Linked DNA regions of Homo sapiens: all the other regions are linked to region 2. A link is a contact called in ENCODE Hi-C data. All regions are on one chromosome and are shown on one strand. Each heading gives the region's core, a stretch centred on a gene start or an enhancer-like site at or near the end of the contact. The rest is flanking DNA. Distances are from core to core; before and after follow the strand shown.

Evidence for each region. A loop is a pair of places that touch in the nucleus more often than their neighbours do. Pooled maps may share reads with other maps.
Region 1: a map of CD8-positive, alpha-beta T cell shows a loop between it and region 2 (21-fold over the local background). The contact joins the promoter of STK11IP here to the promoter of SMARCAL1-AS1 in region 2. A Hi-C loop is called at or near these places in 3 of 168 maps with a recorded cell type or tissue (CD4-positive, alpha-beta memory T cell, CD8-positive, alpha-beta T cell and naive thymus-derived CD4-positive, alpha-beta T cell), 1 of 37 single-sample maps with no recorded cell type and 11 of 50 pooled maps.
Region 3: a loop to region 2 is called in a map of naive thymus-derived CD4-positive, alpha-beta T cell, with 11 times the contacts of the local background. The contact joins the promoter of CHPF here to the promoter of SMARCAL1-AS1 in region 2. A Hi-C loop is called at or near these places in 1 of 168 maps with a recorded cell type or tissue (naive thymus-derived CD4-positive, alpha-beta T cell), 1 of 37 single-sample maps with no recorded cell type and 8 of 50 pooled maps.

The regions. Positions count from the first base shown.
Region 1 is chr2:219,595,846-219,599,635 of GRCh38, forward strand. STK11IP (serine/threonine kinase 11 interacting protein) reads left to right here and starts at 2,012. Exons shown (of 25, transcript NM_052902.4): 1 at 2,012-2,078; 2 at 2,249-2,335. The coding sequence starts at 2,275. RefSeq lists enhancers at 1,964-2,183, 2,394-2,453.
Region 2 is chr2:216,410,860-216,414,529 of GRCh38, forward strand. SMARCAL1-AS1 (SMARCAL1 antisense RNA 1) reads right to left here and starts at 1,641. Exons shown (of 5, transcript XR_001739881.1): 1 at 1,566-1,641. SMARCAL1 (SNF2 related chromatin remodeling annealing helicase 1) reads left to right here and starts at 1,625. Exons shown (of 18, transcript NM_014140.4): 1 at 1,625-1,789; 2 at 2,997-3,033. RefSeq lists enhancers at 1,387-1,681, 1,425-1,514, 1,645-1,734.
Region 3 is chr2:219,541,675-219,545,162 of GRCh38, forward strand. It overlaps CHPF (chondroitin polymerizing factor), which reads right to left and starts at 2,135. Exons shown (of 4, transcript NM_024536.6): 1 at 1,551-2,135; 2 at 1-515. The coding sequence starts at 1,864. It overlaps TMEM198 (transmembrane protein 198), which reads left to right and starts at 2,354. Exons shown (of 5, transcript NM_001005209.3): 1 at 2,354-2,703; 2 at 3,015-3,219. The coding sequence starts at 3,054. RefSeq lists silencers at 1,567-1,656, 1,667-2,376, 2,417-2,556.

The DNA.
Region 1 (3,790 bases), core at 762-3,261, 3.2 Mb after region 2:
TTTATATTTGCATACTAGTTAGCTGTTGTAGGGGCTGAAAAGTTGTGATGCCTTTCTTCCTCATCATAAGGGTCAGAGCTCGTATAACAAGATAGGTTAAGAGAAAAATCTAAAATAAACTAAGAAGTTTATTTAATCAAAGTTTTACATGACATGGGAGCCTTCAGAAATGGCTACCCAAAGAGCCAGGGAAAACTTGTTTTTAATGCTTAGATTCTATGAAAAATGGACAGCCTGCAGTAATGTGGTTGGGCAAAAAGTGTGCCACTTAATAGTAACAGACAGCAGGTGGAAACCCAACGAGGTCTTTCTGTGTAGCATTCCTTCCTCCCAGGTATGAGGCAGGATCTCTTCCAGAATGAGGGTCTTACGGCCTATCAGACAAGGTAGGCCAGAGAAGTTCTTTACGGCCAGCTTGTTTTTTGGACTGAGTTTCCCTCCTGTTGCCCAGGCTGGAGTGCAATGGCGTGATCTCGGCTCACAGCAACCTCTGTCTCCCGGGTTCAAGCGATTCTCCTGCCTCAGCCTCCCGAATAGCTGGGATTACAGGCATGCACTACCATGCCCGGCTAATTTTGTATTTTTAGAAGACACAGGGTTTCTCCATGTTGGTTGGGCTGGTCTCGAACTCCCGACCTCTGGTGATCTGCTGGCCTCGGCCTCCCAAAGTGCTGGGATTACAGGCGTGAGCCACCGCGCCAGGCCACGGCCAGCTCTTACATAGAAAGGTGGGGGGAAGTTTAGGTTTTATGGCTGGCTTTGGGGGAGAGGGCTTCTAGTTTCTGTGACTCATCTTGGGGAAGAGGAATTCTGGTTTCTATGGCTTGCCTTGGGGAAGAAAGAAGGCTGGGAGACAGGAGGGCAGGAAAAGGTCGGAGAGACTGTGCCTGAGGCCTTCCAGTCTCTTTTAGTTCAAAATAGTCAGCATACCAAAGCGCCGTATTTTGGGGTATTGTTTTTCTGAGCTCAACACTGCTGCTTCGGATGTATCTCCACTTACTTTATTTAACCTAAAAGGCTTTCAGCTCAGAGCACAAGTAGTATGCCATGAATGCGAAATTGTGTGGTTCAAATATTCAAAATATTTGAAATATTTGCCATTTCAAATATTTTGTCTTGAGAAAATAAAATCTTTCAAATCTGGCAACTTGGGATAAAGATGACTATGATCCTATCCCTCCTTTCAACTGGCTTAGGATTCATTTTGATTTTCCTCTGTAGAAATGGGGCGCTTCATGAAAGAAACTCTCTCTGAAAACCAGGAATTCTGTTAAAAGACCTTTTTGCTAATCTAGTTCAGTAGTTGACGTTAGCATTTGACGGGGAGCCTGGTGAAAGCTACCATGAGAATTCGGAAGCAAGAAACTGGCAGTCCTGGCGCTACTGGTTACTAATTGAACGACCTTCGCAAGTAACCTAGCCTCTGTGAACCTGTTCTCATTTTCAAACGCGGTTGAATAACTACTTTTCAACTAGGATGTTATGAAAGGTAATAGGGTAAAGACAAAGGACTAGGTTCGCGTGGAGCCCAGTACTGCTGAAGGAAAGATACACGAGTTTGGAGGGAGTCTAAGGAAAAGGAGGCAAAGGACCCCGGAGGTTATATCCTCGGTGGCCTCAGCTTTTACACGATCTAAGTCCATCCTACGGCGGATACGCTCTCCTTTCACTGGAAAATGACTGTTTGCGTTGAAAAAATTTTTATCTAACAAAGCTCCATTTCTCTAAACTTTGCTTCCCCGCCCAGTTTGCAAACGAGTCAGGGTTTCCTCACCGGCGCGGTAGGCTCGCCGAAAGCCAAGCGGGAGCCCCAGGCTGCGCAGGGCGGGGGAATAATGGGTGCCCAGCTCCGGGCCAGGAAGCCCAGGGAACCACTGCAGCCACCACCGCGGTCAGGAGACAGCCCCCGCACCGCCCCTTTTCGATTCGTTTGCATGATCTACGGCGCGGTTTCCGGCGGCAGAGACATGTTTTCCGGTCGTCCCTTGGCTCGATTTTCTTCCGGGGCGGGACTTCCTTTCCATCATTGATAGGCGCCGGGCAGCTGAGCTGGTAGGAGGACCAGACGGGGAGGTTCGGTATGTCTGACCAGGACTTATGTTCCTCGAAAGGGCGGCCAGGAGGATGCTCTTCCTCTCTTTTCTTTCTCGCCTTTTTCTCCGCATGACGCCTCGGTTTGCGCGGACGCCCTGGGCTTTTGGCACTACCGCCCACCTGAGGCTCTTCCGCTTCCTCTTTCCCCCCCCAGGCTCCGCCCCCCAGCGTCCCGTGGCCATGACGACCGCTCAGAGGGACTCCCTGTTGTGGAAGCTCGCGGGGTTGCTGCGGGAGTCCGGTGAGTGGACTTCCGGTTGGGCTGGGCCTCGGACCTCGGACGAGGTGGGGGTGGTGCTTTCTGGAGACACGCCCTGAGAGTCATGGAGTTACGACTGGTAGGGTCACCAGGTGTCAGAGTTCAATTTCTTTACTTTTCCCAGGTTTGTTCGCCCTTACAGTGTCCTTTGCCTGTGATAGCCTAAACTCTAGCCGTCCTTTGAGGCCAAAGGGCGGTATCCCTCCCTCCGTGCCTTCTCTGACACTGTCAGAAGGAAGTGATCATTACCTGACTAAAAGCCCCTCAGGACCAGGGACTGATCTCGGTCATAATCATTATTGTGTAGCAAGGTACTAAATACAGTAGATAGAAGCACGAGATTTGGAGTCGGACCCACTTGGGTTGGAATATCAACCCTCTTTCAAACTTGCCATACTGTTTCCTGAGGCTCAGTTTTCCTCACAGATTGGCATAGTGATTGTACTTAACATTTGTGGGGATTCGTTTTAATTCATGTATTTAGTACAATGCCTGCAAGTATAGTAACTGCTTACAGTTGGGAGCTATTGTTATTGTAATGATTTCCCTGATGCTTGGCACTGTGCCTGGGCATAATGGAGCCACAGTAGTTGTTGAATACTTGGTTGGCATTAGTTGTGGTAGAAAAAGCCTTGGCTTTGAGATCAGATAGGAGAAGTAACTTCCTACCAATTATATGATCTCCATCAAGATTTTTCACTTTTTTGAACCTCAATTTTCATATCTGTAAGATGGGGTTAATAGTGCTTCTCTTTGAGAGATTCTGAGAAGGTTTGAATGAGATACCAAAGTCATCTGGTACATACTACAGTTAATGTTAGCTGTCCTCCATCACTCCATGCTCCTATTGACGATATCTGTGGAAGCTCTCTTTATAGCAGTTTTCTTTTCTTTCTTTTCTTTTTTTTGAGACAGAGTCTTGCTGTGTCACCCAGGCTGGAGTGCAGTGGCGCAATCTCAGCTCACTGCAACCTCCACCTCCTGGGACGAAGTGATTCTCCTGCCTCAGCCTCCTGAGTAGCTGGGACTACAGGTGTGCACCACCATGACCGGCTAATTTTTGTATTTTTAGTAGAGACGGGGTTTCACCATGTTGGCCAGGTTGGTCTTGAACTCCTGACCTCAAGTGATTAACCTGCCTTGGCCTCCCAAAGTGCTAGGATTAAAGTCGTGAGCCACAGCACCTGGCCAGTAGCAGTTTCATTTCCTGGCTTGTATTGATAACTTTGCAAATGTCTTATATCCTTCTCTGGGAGGAGACAACTAGGAGGCCCTTTGAACGTGGGAAGAGTCCTTGAACCATGTCTGTATCTATCCTCAGTGTCTAGTACATACAGAATCCTTCATGTCAGGTTGTAGGACTTGTTAATTTATTCAGTGATGAATGGTGGGTGTGTGAATGTGTGACTACAAGGAGGTAGCAGGAGAAGAGCTTTG
Region 2 (3,670 bases), core at 391-2,890:
CTCTTACCTGTTCTGGGATTTCACAGTTCACTAAGCACTTCCCCTCATAATACCTTGCTTTGATTCTAATAACAAGATTTACCAAGGTGGTATTGTTTTCTACATTTACTTTACAGATGAGAAAATGGAGGCACAATCACTGGGTATGTCAGGTCAATAAAAGGGGTAGAGCTGAGATTTGAATACTTTCTACTACTAAACCTCACACAGATCCCCTAAGACAGGCAATGTCTTTGTCATTTAAGACAAATGGGCTGGGCGCAGTGGCTCACACCTGTAATCCCAGCACTTTGGGAGGCTGAGGCAGGTGGATCACTTGAGGTCAGGAGTTTGAGACCAGCCTGGCCAACATGGTAAAACTCTGTCTCTACTAAAATTACTAAAATCAGCCAGGCATGGCGGCATGCACCCATAATCCCAGCTATTTGGGAGGCTGAGGCAGGAGAATCATTTGAACCCAGGAGTCAGAGGCTGAAGTGAGCCAAGATTACACCACCACACTCAGTCTAGGCAACAGAGTGAGACTCTGTCTCAAAAAAAAAAAAAAAAAAAAAAAAAAAAAAAAAAAGGAAGGAAGGAAGAAGGGAGATTATTTATTGTTTCAAAAGTCACACAAATTCTACATTATTATTTTAGAAAATTCAAATCATTCTGAAAAATAGAGATTAAAAAGCTGAAAAGTGTATTTCATGCCACTCTGCTCCTGAACAGTTTGGTGACTTTTTAAGTTTCCTTCCCAGACCTTTATGAGTTTACATACATGTACAGGTAAGGATGAAAAAAAAAAAAATCAAACTACACACATTGCTGTGCTTCCTTTTTCTTAGCATGTCTGGTCCATTTTTTCAAATCCTTTAGTAGACTTGTTTGTTTTTAAATGAGCCATGTTTGAAAATAGAACAATAGCAACATTCATATGCACACTGATAGAGAAATGTTATATTTATCACCAATGGTGCTCAGGATGGCTCAGGATGTTGGTGCTCAGGATGGGGTAAAGTGACTCTTTAAGTCTCATGACTAATCTTCTCTCAAGAGGAGGGGCTATGGAATCAGAATCACAAGCTAGCTTAATAAAGCCTTGAGAAATATTATCAAATAGCTGTCTTAGTTTCCCCCTCTGTAAAAGGGGGACAAGAATGTGTTCCATAGGTTGTAGTGCGGTTAAATGAGGTAACTCATATTTATGCTAAACACAATGACTGATGACTACAATGATGACGATGATGGCAGCCGGGCGCAGCGGGTGGGGCTTAAATGGCAAGTATAGCAATACCAGGAATGGATGCCCCGGGGAGATACTTTTTATTAAGAGCTGCCAAGTTAGTATGGCTGTCTGGGATGTCCTCTGGAGACAGCCGACTCCGGGTTTGGAAACCTCAACGTCCTAGGCTTTCAGGACCTAGTGTTTGGCTAAACCTCTGGAGAACTACAACTTCCAGGGTGCACCACTTTCGCCCCGCCCATGACGTTGCAGCTCCCGTTTCTCGCCAGGCTCCCGGCCCGAACTACAAATCCCAGAAGACACTGCAGCCCCGCTCGCGTTCTCGTCTCATCATTCTTACTTTTGGAAGCGAAACTGCGGCCGCGTTGCCTGCTGGGAAATGTAGTTCAGCGGTGGCCTAGCCCTTCAGGCCTGGCCGCTACAATAAGGCTGGCGAACTCGCAGCGCTTGAATACCCGTGGCCTAACCGTCCACTCGGAAGACCGGTCCCGCTCGGGAGGCTCTGCAGTCGCGCCTGGGGTCAGGGCCGGGGGCGAATGTGGCTCGCGTTCTAGGCCTCCCTGGGTGAGAAAGTGGTAGACTGGCAGGAAGGCGGCGGAGGCGGACGAGACCAATGCCAGCCTGGAGGAGGAAGTGGGCCAATGGGAAGGGTGAATCCAAGTGGAGATCGTAGGGGTGGGAGTGGGGCGTGGCGCCCGCTTACCTTGAGGCTGGGTGAGGCTCGCCCCGAAATGCGGGGCGTGGGGGGCGGGGGGCAGAGGTCCCTGCCTAGAGGGGAAGAGGGGCGTCCATGTGGCGGAATGGATTTATGGTTTGGGGCTGATCAGTGGGTCTTATGGCCGAGTCTCTCTGGTTAGTGGAGACAGCTTACCAGGCCTGGGATCTGGGGAGTTTGGAGGTGCAGGAGATCCCTGGTTGGAAACTTAGGCAGGAGTGTGTTACCCAGAGAGACTGAGGGCTTCTGCTGTGCACCTCCAAAACCTTTTCCTAACCTCTTCACCCCTTCCTAACTGCTAATGGTTGGAGAAGGTGGAAGTTCTCTGGGGATAGATACTTCGTGGTGGGGGAGGGGGGAGGGGGGTTGGGTTCTGGCCAAAGGGAGCCCCAGCAGGGAAGGAAGGCTTTGAACCCTATAGCTGCCCAGAGGCCTAAGCAATGCTACTGGAGTACCCCTACATCATCATTGTAACCGTTACACAGCATTACATTAGATGCAGCCTATTTAGTCTGAACCAAGCCAGACAAATTGGTGTGTCCTGCCCGCTGCTTCTAAAATATTGTAAACATGTCTCAGCTCATAGGAAAATAAATGTTCCGGGTAAATTCATGGAAAAAAATAATCAGGGTGCAATATGGAATGTTTACAATGATCCTACTTTATAATAAATTCTTATATCTCCTAAATATGTGCCATTTTGTTATGGATGAAAAAAAATCCGAACTATATACTCTAAATTATTAATTTCAACTGTGGTTATTGATGGCTGGTAAGATTACAGAGTAATTTTATTCTTTTTTGTTTACATCTTTATGTAGCATCTTAATTTGCACAGTGAACACATAATTTTTTTTTTTCTGCTCCTTATTTTCCCAGGAGAGTCAGTCAGTTGCTCCGTGTGTTGTGTTGGAAGTCAGGTCCTAAGGCCAGCTGCTCTGGCTTGCACTGAGCCACAGGCAGACTGATTTGCCAGGAATGATAAAAAGGGGTGAATGTGAGGGGAGAATTCAGTGTGCAGGCTATGGGAGGCTAATGCTTTTTTCCTTCTTCTAGGTTGGAAAAAGACTATGTTAGCAAGTGTCACGCCATGGTATGTGGTTGGTTGGTCTATTTCAGTCTAATCTATTATGCTTTCTGGTTAAAAATGTCACCTTTCTCATTATCTGATGGATTTACGTTGCAATGCATAACTTTCTTAGGTTCTGATAACTCACCTTGGCTGGGCCATGTGAGTTATCAGAAGAGTTACTCACCATTTTGGCAGTGCTTCGAACCATTGAGTTACCATGTGAGTTACCATGTGAGAAGGAGAGAAATATTGCCTCTGAAATGCCTTTTTAGCTTTGGATTTGCTTTTTGCTTTTTTTTTTTTCTTTGAGAGTTTTGTTCTTGTTGCCCAGGCTGGAGTGCGGTGGCACGATCTTGGCTTACTGCAACCTCTGCCTCCCAGGTTCAAGCAATTCTCCTGCCTCAGCCTCCCAAGTAGCTGGGATTACAGGCGTGCACCACCACGCCTGGCTAATTTTGTATTTTTAGTAGAGATGGGGTTTCACCATGTTGGCCAGGCTGGTCTCAAACTCCTGACCTCAAGTGATCCACCTGCCTCAGCTTCCCAAAGTGCTGGGATTACACCCGACCTGCTTTTTGCTTTTTGATCAGGGTCTTTATTTCAGCATATGCTGCCTACTATTTCAGTGTGTGTGCAATTATAAAAGAAACTTTAATAC
Region 3 (3,488 bases), core at 885-3,384, 3.1 Mb after region 2:
CGTCAGGGCGCGCACTGACGATGTCGTTGCGGCAGCCTTCCAGGTGGGGGCGCAGTTGTTGCAGCAGCATGCGCGACAGCAGCACCCCAAAGCCTCCGTGGCAGTAGCGGCCGGGGGTGGGCTCTCCGCCGATGAAGTCCTGGGGCCGGCCCAGGTACAGGTGGGCGGCGGAGGCCAGGCTGAGGTGGCCAGTTAGGCGTGCCAGGCCGTGCGCCTCGGTGTAGGTGGTGTCAGGCACCAGGAAGAACCAGTCAAAGTCGTCGCCGTGCTGCTCCAGCAGGTGGCGCAGCGCCAGGTGCAGGTGTCCAATGGGTCGCTCCTCGCCTAGCGTCACCACTGCCATGCCAGGTGGGGCCCGGCGGCCCCGTGCGCCCGTCAGGAACACCACACGCTCCAGCCGGTGCCCCAGCGTGCGGTTCACGGCCACGCCCAGCGTGGGCAGCGTGGTCTGAGAGGTCAGCACCGCCACCAGCAGCCTCTGCCTGATGCCCAGCTCCGTGCTGATGTAGCGGGTCCTAGGGGAGGAGATGGCACAAGCTTATCAAAAGGACAACGGGGCGGGGGGTGGGGGGGAGGTGGTCAGCACAGACCCTGGCAGGTCACGTCTTCTCTGTATCTGTTCTCTCACCTATGAATAGGTTAAAAATAAACCCTCTCTCCCAGGGGTCATGAGGATTTAAACGAAATGGTCTTAAACAGGTAGTGCTTTGCATTTGGGAGATGGCAATACCCACCCAGATAGGAGAGAGATATTGTGGGTCTGACTCCGGGGTTCGCTACTTAGTAGTTATGTCCTTGAGCATGTTATTTAACCTGAGCCATCTGTAAAATGGGACTGATTATATCTGTTTAAAGCACCCAGCCAAACGCTGGACACACCATGTATCTACTCATTTCTATATAAATATGCCATTATGCCACAAATGCCTCACATAAATGACATAAAGGAACGTTTGGCATAGGGGTGTACTGAGTGTTTTTGCGGGGAGGGGCAAACTGCACTCAGGGGCTCTAGGAACTTACCTTTTGGTAAGGCAGAAGGTAAATTGCAGAACCAGCATTTGAACCCAATGTTACTTAGAAGTTATTTCAACTCATCAGCAGAGACATTAATGAGATAGGTACATTCCTCCCTCCCCCATCTCACCCTGAGGTGGCCCTTGTAACCCACTCAGGAACAAGAGATCCAGGTAAATCCTAGTTCTCTCCTTTCTCTTCCCCTGTCTCTATACACTCACCCTATATATAAGTCATTTCTCTAACACCAGCAGCCCAGCCAGGGAGCTAGTAGGATCTCTGGGGCGCCATCGGGTCGAGCCGGTTTAGGACACAGTCCAGTAAGTTCAGCCCAGGCCGGGATAGGGCCCAGAGAAAGTCTCGGACTGGCCCCACGGCTCTCGGGAAGGCAGGGCCATCGGAAGTTATCGGGGCCCAAAGACTTCCTGGCTCGCCAGCCCCTTCCTTCCGGAGCCTGACCCGGGCCCGGGCGACCTCCCCGCGCGCTTCCCGGCCGCTGCCCAGGGGGTAGAGCGGGCGCAGCCGATCACTACCTGACGGCCTTTTTGGCGGCCTGGCCGGGCTGTGCAGGGTGGTAGGGCAAGACGCGCGGCTCCCAATTCTCCCCGGCGCCTTCGCCGGCCCCGGGCTTCTCGCGCTCCGCTCCGGGCTGCACCGAGTTGGGCCGGCGCGCCGCGTTGGTGTTGCCGCGCGGCGGCAGCTCAGAGTCTCCAGGTTGGGGCGGGCCTGGGCCGCACGGCTCCTCCACCCAGGTGACGCTGAGCAGGCTCAGGGTGAAGCCCAGGGAGATGCCCACGGCCACGGGCCCTGCGGGCCGCAGCACCGACAGCAGCAGCGATGCCCGCATGGCGCCCGGACCGCGGGTCCCCGGCCCCGGCGAACCCCCAGAGCAGCCAGAGGAGTCTCCGAGGGGGCGGGACCGGGGAGGGGGCGGATCCGGAGGGCTCGGGCCCCGCGGGCGGGCCCGCTCCCTCCCCGCAGAGCAGAGCCAGCGGCCCGAGCCGAATCCCCGGAGCCGCGCCTCGATTCCCCTCCAGCAGCTGCTCTGGGCTGCGCAGGGTTCTTGCGCTCGGCACTGGAGCCTCAGCCGCGGCCGCAGCTGTCCGACGTGTCACTGCAAGGGCCCCGCCCCCGGGGTGGGGTCTCGGGCTCTCGCTACCGGAGAGGGAGGAGAAGGGGGAGGTTAAAGGGGAAGGACCCCCGGAAGTGCCCCCTCCTCAGTGCGGGAGAGGGAGACGCCGGGGGCGGAGTCCCCTGCCTCCCGCGGCGTGGTTGGTGCGTCCCATGTGACGTCAGAAGCAGCCCGCCCCTGCCTGGATGGTGCGCCCTGAGTGACGTCAGGAGCAGAGGCCGGAGCTGTCCATCAGCACCAAAGGCCGCGGGCGGGCTCAGGGCATGGGGCCGCGGTTCTGGGGCGGCCCGAGCCCCGGCTCCTGCGCCTTCCCCTTCCTCAGGCCCAGCCCGAGTTCCCGGACGCCGCGGGACTGGAGTGCCAGCCGGTGTTGGACGTGGAGCGGCGCCGCCACCGCGCCGACACCATTCTCTCCGGCCCAGCAGCCCCCTTCCTCGCACGACGGACTTTCCCTGGACCCCAGTCAGTTGGAGCCTCTGGCGCCCCGCAACCCCGGCCCCTCGGGCCTCTGCACAGCCTCTTTCACTCAGAAGCTCAGGTCGCCTCCAGCCCAGGTAAATCTTGGACAATCCCATATTGAGCCGCCCACAGATGAATCTCTTGGCTGCCTCCTTCTCACTGGCAGCACGCTCCCTTCATCCCCCCGACTCCCGTCCCTCTTTTAACTTCATCCCAGCCTCCACTAGCCAGGCACTTTTGTTTCCCTTTGTCTTTGCTCCCCACTCCAGAGATGCTTCCGGAGCTGCACAAATGTGGATACTATTCCTTTGTCCACTGTCCTTGCTGAGTTCTCCCAATCCCTCTCCCACCCCCATCCTGGTGGGGACCCAGGACTCCTCCGTGACCCCAACTTTCCCTCTGTCAGGTTAACTTGGGAGGGTGACTCCCTTCTATTCCCAGCACTATGCCGGGGACTGTGGCAACACTGCGGTTCCAGCTGCTGCCCCCTGAGCCAGATGATGCCTTCTGGGGTGCACCTTGTGAACAGCCCCTGGAGCGCAGGTACCAGGCACTGCCGGCCCTCGTCTGCATCATGTGCTGTTTGTTTGGAGTCGTCTACTGCTTCTTCGGTGAGATCCCCATCTCATCCCTCACCTGGGCTCCCCAGTGTTTCCCCGAGTTCTTTTTCTGGGCCCCCAAGTCTTCTCTGAATCCCTCTACCATCATGAATAATTCTTCCTTTTCTTTCATCCCACACATTTATAGATTGTCTAGACTCTAGATTATAGGAAAAACAGGTTTTTGGATTAGGCACACCTGAGTGTGAATTTACTTAGCTTTGCAGTTACTAATTGTGATGTCTTGGGCACATTAATCTGTCTGAGCCTCAGTTTTCTCA